Regions from separate parts of the Homo sapiens genome. Here all the other regions are linked to region 2. The links are chromatin contacts, found by Hi-C in ENCODE. All regions are on one chromosome and are shown on one strand. The core of a region is the stretch at or near the end of the contact, and the rest is flanking DNA. Distances in the headings are between cores, read along the strand shown.

Region 1 (3,868 bases), core at 7-2,506, 650 kb after region 2:
ACTCCTGACCTCAGGTGATCCACCCACCTCGGCCTCTCAAAGTGCTGCGATTACAGGCATGAGCCACTGCACCCAGCCTTCTACTTCTTAAATAATATTTTCTGAAACCCTGAGATGTTGCAACGTTGTTCTACTCCCACTCCAATTTAGAACATCACTCAGTTATTTATTTCTTTATTCATTTATTTGGCAAATATTTAATACTCGCTGGATGTAAAACAACAGCAACAACAACAATAACATGGCCTGGCACTGTGCTAACCACTACAGTGAAAGAACAGATACAGTTCTCCTCTTTATAGATCACACAGTATCGTGGAGGAAACAGGTATTATTTCTTTTATTTATGTAATACTCGCATAATCTCTGCTATGCACAGAGCACTGCTCTAAGCACTTTACAAATATAAACAGTTAATCCCCTCCACAACCCTATGAAGTAGGTGATATTAATATCTCTATTTTTACAGATGAGGAAACTGAGGCACCAGACATTAAAATAACTTTCCCGGGATCACACAGCTGGGAAGCGCTTAAATCCAGGTAGTCTAGCTCCAGCACTCAGGCCCTCAAATGCTACAGTTAGGCTGCCTTTCAAGCAGATAAATGCTAATCAATAGACTATCCAGAAATGAAGACTGTGCTCGGCACTCTGAAAGAAAGCCAGGAAAGAGCAAGGGGATTTTTCACATTGGTTGAGAGTCAGGGTAGACTTCTCTGCAGAAGGAACAGAAAGGAGGAAGATTGCTCCAAGCAGGGAAAATTGCAAAAGTAAAGGCCCTTGAGTAAACAAATCTTAGTGAATTCAAGGACCTTCGAAAGAGGTTAGAGTCATCAGAGGGCAAAGGGCACATGAAGAGATGAGGTTGCAAGGGAAAAGGGTACGCAGTGTCAGGCCAGACTCAATTTTGTTTGGTGGTTCTCAAAGTAAAGTGGAAAAAAGGGCCGATCTTTAGGAAAACAGCCATAGGAAATAGAATGATCAAGTAGGGGAGCTTCATGTTTTCATTTTGAGAAGGGCCCCTGATATGATGTGGCTCTGCTTCCCCACCGAAATCTCATCTCAAATTGTAATCCCCATATGTTGACGGAGGGACCTGGTGGGAAGTGATTGGATCATGGGGGTGATTTTCCCCATGCTGGTCTCGTGATAGTGAGTGAGTTCTCACCAGAGCTGGTGGTTTTAAAGTGTGGTACTTCCTGTCTCTCCTGCTGCCTTGTGAAGAAAGTACTTGCTTCCCCTTTGCCTTCCACCATGATTGTAAGTTTTCTGAAACCTCCCCAGCCATGCAGAGCTATGAGTCAATTAACCCTCTTTTGTTTATAAATGACTCAGTCTCAGGCAGCTTTTTATAGCAGTGTGAGAATGGACTAATACAACCCCATAGCACATTTCACAAATGTCTAATCCTCACAACCACCCTGGAAGGAAACAGATCAGATAGATTTAACCCCTTTGCGATATCCCACCCACCTTCCTAATGCCTGTCCCCTCTCCTGTGTTTCTGCTGGTATAATCTCAGTTTTGTTCTGGGAAACCTATGTCTAGCCCCACACAAATACCCCTGTCCTAGCCTGCCCTGTAGCCAGGGGTGGCCTTGTACACTGCCTTGGCAGAAGAGACATCAGTGCAAATCTGCTGGGAGTCTGGGGAGCCCTTCGCTTTTCCTAATAGGCATAAACTTGGGTCCATGGGCTCATCACCACCTCCCCTTTCTTCCTATCTGGAGAAGGACAGGATGTCTACAGCTGTAAAAGCCATCATGCAACTGTGGTGGGACAAGTATAGGAGAAAGGCCAAGAGATGCTCTGAGAAGCTGACCCTGAACCAATGCCGGCAGCCACCCACAGCTAGACTTCTTGCTATGACTTCGTTTCAGCATTTTTAAGTTTTAGGGCTTGCATTCTCTACCTAAATGAAGCATCTGTTTTTATTTATTTATTTATTTTTTATTTTTCCAAGACAGAGTTTCACTCTTGTTTCCCAGGCTGGAGTGCAATGGCACGATCTTGGCTCACGGCAACCTCCACCTCCCAGGTTCAGGTGATTCTCCTGCCGCAGCCTCCTGAGTAGCTGAGATTACAGGAGTGCACCACCACGCCCGGCTAATTTTCACATTTTTAGTAGAGACGGGGTTTCACCATGTTGGTCAGGCTGGTCTCGAACTCCTGACTTCAGGTGATCCACCCGCCCCAGCCTCCCAAAGTGCTGGGATTACAGGCATGAGCCACCACGTCCAGCCAAAACACCTATTTCGCTACAAGCAAACTAAGGATGAGGAAATATCAGACTTGCAAAAACATCACAGAGCGGATTTAAGACCAGGTACACCTGACTCCACATCCAGCGCTCTATCTACTATATTACAAATAAATTCTTGTTTGCCTTAGGGATTTCTATGCATGTTCAAACTTTCCGGGCATTACACTCACCAATCCCGGAAACTGTGTTGCACAGAGCCCCTTCTGGACAGGCATGATTTGGGTCAGTGAACCCATCCTCCTCTGGTTACCAGAGCCAATAGGGTCAATGCACCGTCTAGCTGAAAGCCAGTGATATTGTCTGCTCCAAAAGATGTGCTGGCCAAATAAAAGTCTCTCTTGCAGGGATTTGAATTACGTCATTCTGGGAGATTAAGAAAGGAGACAATGGGACCCAAAGTAGGAAGGTAAGGACTGGTGAGAGCAGCTCACAAGATCTTGTGAGAGGCGAAGTTATGAGTAAGCAGAAAATTGAGCAAGCAGAAGTTATGACAGAAAACACCCAAAAGATGGGCTCAATGAAGCAGTGGGCCACGGGCGGGCAGGGGAGCAGTCCACCCCAGTGCAGGCATGACCCAGAGAGACTTTAAAAGCAATAATGAAACCCACACCAAATTGATCTGCTTTTATTAACACCAAGCACTGGCAAATCTAAACGATATCAGTAAAGCAACCTTTTGTTGGTCTAAGTTTCAAACTATTGTGGCAGTTAATGTTGAATTTTAATAATGTGTATGCAAGCTTTAAATAGCCTGCTCTTCATATCTTATATTTTAAGAAACACCGTATGCCACATGGAAGTTAATTCAGAGAACATCCAGTTAGCATTTAGTCCAAATACAGCTACACACAGACTCAGCTACACATATTTGTTTCAAGTGTAAGTCTTCAACAGCTTCGAACTGTTGAAACTCTCTTGGGATATAGCTCATTTCTCCAAAACCCTATGGTATGGCACATGTGTACATTTAAACAATAAACTCAAAATAGACTATGACAGTGCCAAGTTTGTAAAGAGGAAGAAACATACCTTGAGTTATTTCAGTTCTGTCATTGCACATGCCCAGTGGAGTTTTTAACTTAAGTCTAGAGCTGTGATGTGCAATCTTTTTCTTTAATAAGTGCAAAATTAAATTCATTCATGTTATGTTTTACTGAATTTGAATAATACCTGTACATTTAAATGCATTTTTTTTTTGAGACAGAGTTTCACTCTTGTTGCCCAGGCTGGAGTGCAATGGCACGATCTCAGCTCACTGCAACATCTGCCTCCCGGGTTCAAGTGATTCTCCTGCCTCAGCCTCCTGAGTAGCTGGGATTACCAGCATGTGCCCCCATACCCGGCTAATTTTGTATTTTTAGTAGAGACAGGGTTTCTCCATGTTGGTCAGTCTGGTCTCCAACTCCCGACCTCAGGTGATCCGCCCACCTCGGCCTCCCACAGTGCTGGGATTACAGGCGTGAGCCACCATGCCCGGCCAATGCATTCTTTCTAGGTTGTGAATTGGTTTAAAGCTAAGGATTAAATCAAGATCAAAGTAATTATTTCTGAATAGTATTGAAAATAAATTTTTTGCATAGAGTAGGGTGGTTGTATATTATCTGAC
Region 2 (4,353 bases), core at 974-3,473:
GGGAGGCCAAGGTGGTCAGATCACTTGAGGTCAAGAGTTTGAGACCAGCCTGGCCCATATGGTGAAACCCCATCTCTACTAAAAATACAAAAAAAGGAGCAGGGCATTGTGGCAGGTGCCTGTAATCCCAACCACTCAGGAGGCTGAGGCAGGAGAGTCGCTTGAATCCAGGAGGCGGAGGTTGCAATGAGCCAAGATCGCACCACTGCACTCCAGCCTGGGTAACAGAGTAAGACTCTGTTTAAAAAAAAAAAAAAGTGAAGCAAGGAAATGCCTGAGTACCTGGAGTTGCCCAGACCACCACCAGCCACCTTGGAGTGTCTCAGCTCAGCCAGAATCCAGAACCTGAAGTGCCAGTTGTCACCCAACAGGAAGTCAACATGAGGGCAGAGGATAGACAAACAAGCGACATAGTGAGGTGAAAGATGGAGGGATTTCAGAAGCTTCTGTGAATGTGAATGTGAAATGTTGAAGACAAGAACAAGATCTATACAAGATTTTAAGAAAACTGTCTGTAGGATGTTTCCTATGATACACATGTCTACATCATGAGAAATGTTTCTCTCCAATCCTGAGAAGTCAAATTTGTGTTTCCCTCATTGGTATTAGTTGCAAAACTGGACTTCAGAGAGTCCTATCTTTTATACAGGTTACTTGAGGTTGTTGGAATTGTTGAGATGTATTCTGAATCAGTTGCCCCAATGACAACTTGCCTAGGGAAAATGCAAGCAGGCTTCTATTCTTAGCAGAAGTATTTTGAGTGTCTATCACCTAGGGTGATTGCAAGTATTAGCACTGAAAAAGAGAAGTGGGAGGGCAGGCCTTGGAGAAGCAGAAGAGAAAATATGAATCTAGAACGTAGATTATTAGCTTACAAACCTGGCTGCACCAGAATCACCTAAGTAGCTTTAATGTGTATATATTATACACACACATGATATATATATATCGTGGTGTTTTCATCTAAGCTGTTGAGAAGAGACATCTATATATATGTATTGCATAGCAATATATATATATGTATTGCATAGCAATATATATATATGTATTGCATAGCAATATATATATATGTATTGCATAGCAATATATATATATGTATTGCATAGCAATATATATATGTATTGCATAGCAATATATATATGTATTGCATAGCAATATATATATATGTATTGCATAGCAATATATATATGTATTGCATAGCAATATATATATGTATTGCATAGCAATATATATATATGTATTGCATAGCAATATATATATATGTATTGCATAGCAATATATATATATGTATTGCATAGCAATATATATATGTATTGCATAGCAATATATATATATGTATTGCATAGCTATATATATATGTATTGAATAGCAATATATATATGTATTGAATAGCAATATATATATGTATTGCACAGCAATATATATATATGTATTGCACAGCAATATATATATGTATTGAATAGCAATATATATATGTATTGCACAGCAATATATATATATGTATTGCACAGCAATATATATATATGTATTGCATAGCAATATATATATATGTATTGCATAGCAATATATACATATATGTACTGCATAGCAATACACATGTGTATTGCATAGCAATACACATATGTATTGCATAGCAATATATATGTATTGCATAGCAATATATATGTATTGCATAGCAATATATAGTATCTATATATGTATTGCACAGCAATATATGGTATCTATATATGTATTGCATAGCAATATATAGTATCTATATATGTATTGCATAGCAATATATAGTATCTATATATGTATTGCATAGCAATATATAGTATCTATATATGTATTGCATAGCAATATATACATTGTATCAATATATATGTATTGCATAGCAATATACATTGTATCAATATATATATGTATTGCATAGCATATTATATATGTATTACCTACATATAGATAGCATGTGTATATAATATATACACACACTATACTAGTAGCAGAGGCAGGTGGGAGATGTATTTTATAGTGTAAATCCTTTTTATCTTTTAAGTTTTGTAGCATGTGAACTTATTACCTGCTAAACGTATTATAAAACGAAGGGGGAAAAGCCTAGATTCCTCTCACGGAGATTTTCACTCTCAATAGATGATCTGTTCTTACCATATCGTCTGTACGGAGCAGATCTCACCACCAGACTGTGACCCACCCTTACCACGAGCGTCTAATGGTCCGTCACCTGCACATCGGTTAAGCAGGTGAAAGGGGACTTCCTGACCCAGGATGTGGCATGGTCTCACATGCCTCTGGGTTTCAGACACAATGACTCAGCAGAAAGTTTCACTAAAAGAGAGGATTAATCAGACCTCAGGGGAAGCTGGCCACGGCGACCTCTGGGAGGCCTTCTTGTTCCCTTTCACAAGAGAGTTCTTGGTGTGGCACTATGCTAAGTGCTACACACCCATCCTCCCAACCAAAACAGGTGCTGTCAGCCCCTTTTACAATCTCAGAGCTAACATGCCCAAAGTTACAGAGCTAATGACTGAAATCTGCCTACCTGGAAAGCCCAACAGGCTCTCGACACCATAGGCCTCTCTCATTGCAGCAGCCTTTTCCTCACAGGAACAGTCTGATACCAGCATCATGCTGCCACCATCCATGTCCACAGCACAGAAAATGTTACAGTGTAAATATCTACTCTGGATGACCTGGGCTAGGATATTATTTCTCACCTTCATATTTTTTGACTGTTTAGTTTTTCAGATTCAAAGGTCAAAGAGAGAGTTTTTTCCCATCCTGCTGGTCCCTGGGCTGCAAGGATCCAGTTCACCCAAAGTAATAGATCTAAAGAGGCGAAGTCTTGTCTAAGGTCACCCACCAATAAAACAAACAACTATATACCTAATTTTGCACGTATCACCCCATGAGGTGATATGCTTTGGTCAGAGTTCCTGAGTTCTATAAGATCTTAGGAATTAGCCTTCATTTCCCAGAAAAAGAAGCTGGAATCTTGAGTGTTAAGAAACTTCTCTTAGAGCTTCTGGCTAGATGGGAGCATTCAGGCATAAACTTCAGGTCTCCCAACTCCAAGTCCAGTGCTTGCGCATGACAGAGTACTCTTCTGAAGTCTTAAGCCTAAATCACAGTGGACTAAGCTAGCAATAAAAATAAAAGGAGGCCAGACACAGTGGCTCATGCCTGTAATCCCAGCACTTTGGGAGGCCGAGGCAGGCAGATCACGAGGTCAGGAGATCGAGATCATTCTGGCTAACGTGGTGAAACCCCATCTCTACTAAAAATACAAAAAATTAACCAGGCATGGTGGTGGGCACCTGTAGTCCCAGCTACTCGGGAGGCTGAGGCAGGAGAATGGCATGGACCCAGGATGCAGAGCTTGCAGTGAGCCGAGATCACGCCACTGCACTCCAGCCTGGGTGACACAGCGAGACTCCATCTCAAAAAAATAAAATAAAATAAAAGGAAAGAGGAGTCTATTTGTCAAATTTGAATCTCTTTATTGAAACAGTTGAATTAACTAATTGAATTAAAAGGATTTACTAGTAAAAGAGAGAATCCTTTCCAGAGGAGGGATGTAAAGCACTCACCGATACATCTCAAATCCTCCTCTGGTCATTGCCAAAGCAACTGTTATCACAACCTTCCAGATAGAAAAGAGTATCTGCTCAGAAGGGATACTGGATTGCTGCCCAGTCCCCCACAATATCCAACCTCCAAGATCAGATGTGCCCTCTGCTGCAATGCAATTTCAAATAAATGAAGAAAAAAGATGCAGAGATGCTTTTATGTCTTTTTCAGTAAGCCTAGCTGATTTCATTCATTTATTCTGCACCATACGTTCAGGTAAAACCCCTTTCTGCAGACTTATTCTGCATTAGCTACTCCCAGTATGGGCATACACATGCTCATGTGCACACACGCATGTGCAAGCACACACACACACACCATAGCCTGCTTATCAATCAACTCTAATTTGTCCGGAAGCTCTGCCATGAGTGGCACATTCCCCATATTCTTTCCTTATCAAGCTCTGTAGAGGTTGGAAAAGATAAGAGACCACTGACTATTCCTAAGCCTTATATTATCTAACAGTTTAACCTCCTGTGTTTCTTCTGCAAATGTGCTAACAACAACAACAACAACAAAACCAAATTGTAAAAACAACTAAAACAAAGACCAAGGAAGAGAAAGAAAAGCCAAAGAAAATTCCCAGAAAGCTCAGTTTGGTAAACAGAAAAAAAAAGTCCTTAGAGATCGGCTGAGAATACTGAAGGACCAGAAAGAGAAAGAATCAGTGGTAAACTTTTAAAAAGTTTTTAAAAAGGTTTTCTAGAAGAAAGAAAGGCTGCTTGG
Region 3 (3,920 bases), core at 1,352-3,851, 620 kb after region 2:
ACAGTTTGTGGAGTCACAGAGGGTGGAAGGATCAGTGTCATTAGGAGGAGGCAGAGGTTGAGCCAGACCTGGATCACTGGAGATGAGTTGTTCAGGATGGCTGACTGGATTGTCTGTTGTAAAGGAGTTAGTGGGGTTATTTTTTTTTCTTTGATGACTGGATGTGTTAGTTGTTTCCTGCTGTGGTGTTTTCTCAGTAAATTTCTCTGTCTCGTTGTCGCATGCATCTTCAGGACACAATTTCAGGTGTCTAGTAGGAATCCAAACAGGAGACTGATGTTCACCTGGGGAAACACAAGCATAGCCTCTTCCCCACGTTAAAATAGAAACTTTCAACCATATATTAGATTGAACATCTTTCCACCATACTTCCTGTCCTTGGTTTACCATAGGGTGGTTACCAGAGGAATGTGTTTTGGCAGCAATAACAGAACTAGATTTAGGAATATTAAGAAAATTTAACGTGAGCAATGCCAAGTTTAGTTGTATGTGAGGCGTAGACAACTCCTTATCCCCCTCTTTTTGTTTACGTATTGTAATTTTAAAGTTCTGTTACTTCCTTCTATAATAGCTTGACCTTGTGGGTTATAAAGAATACCAGTAATATGTTTAATATGCCACTGATCAAGAAAATTTTTAAAAGCTTTACTGCTATATGCTGGACCATTGTCTGTTTTGAGCTCACTAGGAATTCCCATAACCACAAAACATGAAAACATATGTTTTTTAATGTGAGAAGTGGCTTCTCTTGTTTGACAGGTAGCCCAGATGAAATTGGAAAAGGTGTCAACGGTGACATGCACATAAGCTAATTTTCCAAAAGAAGGAAAATGAGTAACGTCCATTTGCCAAACAATATTAGGAGAAAGGCCTCATGGATTAACTCAGGAAGATTGTGTGGGTAAGACAAGAACCTGACATTGAGAACAGTGTTGTACAACGTGTTTAGCCTGTTTCCAACTGAGACAATATTTATGTTTAAGACTTGAGGCATTAGTGTGAGTGAGTTGATGAAATTGTTCTGCATCTGCAATGGCTAGAGAAACTAGAGTATCAACTTTATGATTACCACTAGATAAAGGTCCAGGCAAATTAGTATGAGAATGAATGTGAGTGATGACAAAAGGGTGGTTTCGGTTTCTGACAGTTTTTTATAATAAAGAGAACAAGGAAAACAGATTAGTGTCAGCAATATTTTTGATGGTAGCTGTTTCTATTGCCTTAGTGGCATGGACTACATAAGCTGAGTCAGAGACAATATTAAGAGGCTGATCAAAATCCTGTAATGCAGAGATAACAGCAAACAACTCGGCTTTTTGAGCAGAAGTGTATGGAGTAGAAATGACTTTATCTTTTGGTCCTACATACCCTGCCTTTCCATTACTGGATCCATCAGTAAAAATGGTAACGGCTCCCTCTAGTGGTGATGAACGAGTAAGTTTTAGTAGAATCCAGGAAGTATTTCATAGCAATTGAAAGAATTTTGACTTAGGCAAATGATTATCAATAGTGGCAATGAAGTCAGCCAGATTAGTCTGCCAGCACAAAGATGTAGAAAAGGCATTTTTAACTTCATTTTTTGACAAAGGGACCACAATAATGTTTGGATCAAAGCCGGAAATTTTAGTGATATGTTGACATCCTAACCGAATTAAAGTGGCCGTTTGATCAAGATATATTGAAAGAGTTTTACAGGCTGAATTAGGAAGAAATACCCATTCAACTAGAGAATCATTTTGTACTATAAGTCCCCTAGGAGAGTGGATGGAAGGAAAAACTAAAAATTGTAAAGGCAAATTTGGGTCAATACGAGAGACTTGTGCCTCTCTCGCTCGTTGTTCTACAGAAGACAACTCTTGTTTTACTGGTTCAGATAGAGAGTGAGGACTGTTTAAATCTGTATCTCCTGATAAAGTGGCAAATAGATGAGATAATGCATAAGTAGGGATGCCTAGAGTTGGTCTGAGATAATTGATGTTACCCAGTAAATTTCAAAAAATCATTTAAGGTGTTTAAATTGTCAGTACGAAGTTGGACTTTTGGAGGCTTAATGGAGTGAGCTTCTAGCTGCATTCCTAAGTACAGAAAAGGAGTGGCTTTTTGAATTTTATCAGGAGTGATGTAGAGTCCTGCATTGGCAACAGCTAATTTTAAAGAGGGAAAACGTTGAATTAATTCATCTTTAGTGGGAGCAGCAATCAGTATATCATCCATATAATGAAGAATGTAATTATTTTTTAAAGTCTGTCAGATAGGTTGTAACACAGTACCAACAAACAACTGACAAATAGTAGGACTGTTAATCATTCCTTGAGGTAAAACTTTCCGTTGATATCTAGCTGTGGGAGCTGAATTGTTAATGGAAGGTATAGTGAAAGCAAATTTTTCACAGTCTGACTTGTCTAAAGGAATATGAAAAAAGCAATTTTAAAGTCAATGATAATTAAAGGCCATTCCTTAGGAATCATGGAGGGGGAAGGCATGCCGGATTGTAATGCCCCCATAGGTTAATAACTGCATTAACAGCTCTTAAGTCTGTTACCATCCTCCATTTTCCTGACCTTTTTTGTACAACAAACATGGGCGAGTTCCATGGAGACAAGGAGGGCTCAATAGTGTTTGCTTGTAGTAAATCATTAACAATTTCAGTTAAAGCCTCCAACTTGTGTTTGGAAAGTGGCCACTGCTCTACCCAAACAGGTGACTCACACATCCATTGTGCAGGGGCAGAGGAAGAGAAGGAGAGTGAGGGCACTGGGATGTGGACTGGGGGGAAGCAGGATTCCAAACCTCTGAAAGAAGGGGTCCCGGAGCATCAAAAGAAACAGTAGGCTTAGAAGAGGGGAGAAGTCCAAAAGGACGAGAGGAACAAGAAACAAGCCATTCAGGTGAATGCCACACATCCTCCTCTGGCAGAGGGGGCAACAGCTTAGTAGAAGAGTTAATATATACAGGTTCCAAGATAGGAGGCAGAGGGAGGGGATCATCACCAGGTTCCTCCTTTTGGGGAGAAAACAAGGAGAGATCAAATTCCTCCTCATCATCAGAAGGAGGACTAGTAGGGGGGGTCAGGTACCCAAGGTAAAGGGAGTGGCTCACCATCTGCATTAATTTGTGGCAGTTGAAGAGGATCACCAGACTGAAAAGGAAGTAAAGCAACAAGAATAAGAGCCCGGTCAGTCCAAACAGAAATAGGAAGTAAAACACCATCTCTCATGAGTTGGCAGAGCATGGCGCCAACTCTATCCCAGTCTAACAGGTCCATAGAACCTTTGTCAGGGAACCAAGGACAAGGTTTTTCAATAGTCTGAAATAAGAGAATAAGGTTACTGGAATCAGCCTTGATTCCACCCTGTTTAAGAAGAAGTTTAATAAAAGACAGATAAGCCTGGTGTTTAGACTGTGATTGTCCCATCCTAACCCTGGAATAATACTGGTCGACAGACCCAAAAACAGGGGAGAGTTGGAAAATGCGTACCCGGAGACCTTACCATCGAGACTGAAGACTAGTCATCACAAACCAGCACTCGGAGCGCACTGAGCTGAGGAACAAAGAAGGCCAAGTTGGGCCAGATATTGCAGGATCTGGCCAACAGCCCACAATGCAATGGGGCTCTTTCTTTGTTCCCAGGCAGATTGGCAGGTTAAGAAATAAAAGACACACACAAGATAGTGAAAGCTGGGTCCAGGGGGTTTACCGCCTTCTGGTCATGCAATGCCGCCAATGCACTGGATATACCAGCATTTATTATTAAGTTTAGTGAGGGTGGGGGTAGGTTAGTGAGGGATTTAGGGTCGTTTGATTATGAGGTGAGATGGTCACATTGGGATGAAGTAATTCTTTAACATAACATCAGTATGCAGAAGTACATATACAGAGATATGTACTTATACAGAGATAAGAATTTACAATATAGTGT

The links. Hi-C counts contacts between places; a loop is a spot of excess contacts on that map. Pooled maps may share reads with other maps.
Region 1: a map with no recorded cell type shows a loop between it and region 2 (15-fold over the local background). The contact joins two enhancer-like sites. A Hi-C loop is called at or near these places in 6 of 37 single-sample maps with no recorded cell type and 4 of 50 pooled maps.
Region 3: a loop to region 2 is called in a pooled map, with 8 times the contacts of the local background. The contact joins two enhancer-like sites. A Hi-C loop is called at or near these places in 3 of 37 single-sample maps with no recorded cell type and 4 of 50 pooled maps.

Annotation. Positions count from the first base shown.
Region 1 is chr5:34,497,980-34,501,847 of GRCh38, forward strand. No RefSeq gene overlaps it. Among named protein-coding and RNA genes, the nearest start is that of RAI14-DT, 160 kb to the right of the region's middle. RefSeq lists enhancers at 1,180-1,329, 1,780-1,849. Within about 2 kb of position 1,257, at least 9 of the 41 ENCODE cell types and tissues checked have a DNase peak (open chromatin) inside an H3K27ac peak, as active enhancers do.
Region 2 is chr5:33,847,973-33,852,325 of GRCh38, forward strand. The region is part of intron 2 of ADAMTS12 (ADAM metallopeptidase with thrombospondin type 1 motif 12); the gene reads right to left. Among named protein-coding and RNA genes, the nearest start is that of ADAMTS12, 42 kb to the right of the region's middle. RefSeq lists an enhancer at 1,930-2,431. Within about 2 kb of position 2,224, at least 4 of the 41 ENCODE cell types and tissues checked have a DNase peak (open chromatin) inside an H3K27ac peak, as active enhancers do.
Region 3 is chr5:34,464,075-34,467,994 of GRCh38, forward strand. No RefSeq gene overlaps it. Among named protein-coding and RNA genes, the nearest start is that of RAI14-DT, 190 kb to the right of the region's middle. Within about 2 kb of position 2,602, at least 4 of the 41 ENCODE cell types and tissues checked have a DNase peak (open chromatin) inside an H3K27ac peak, as active enhancers do.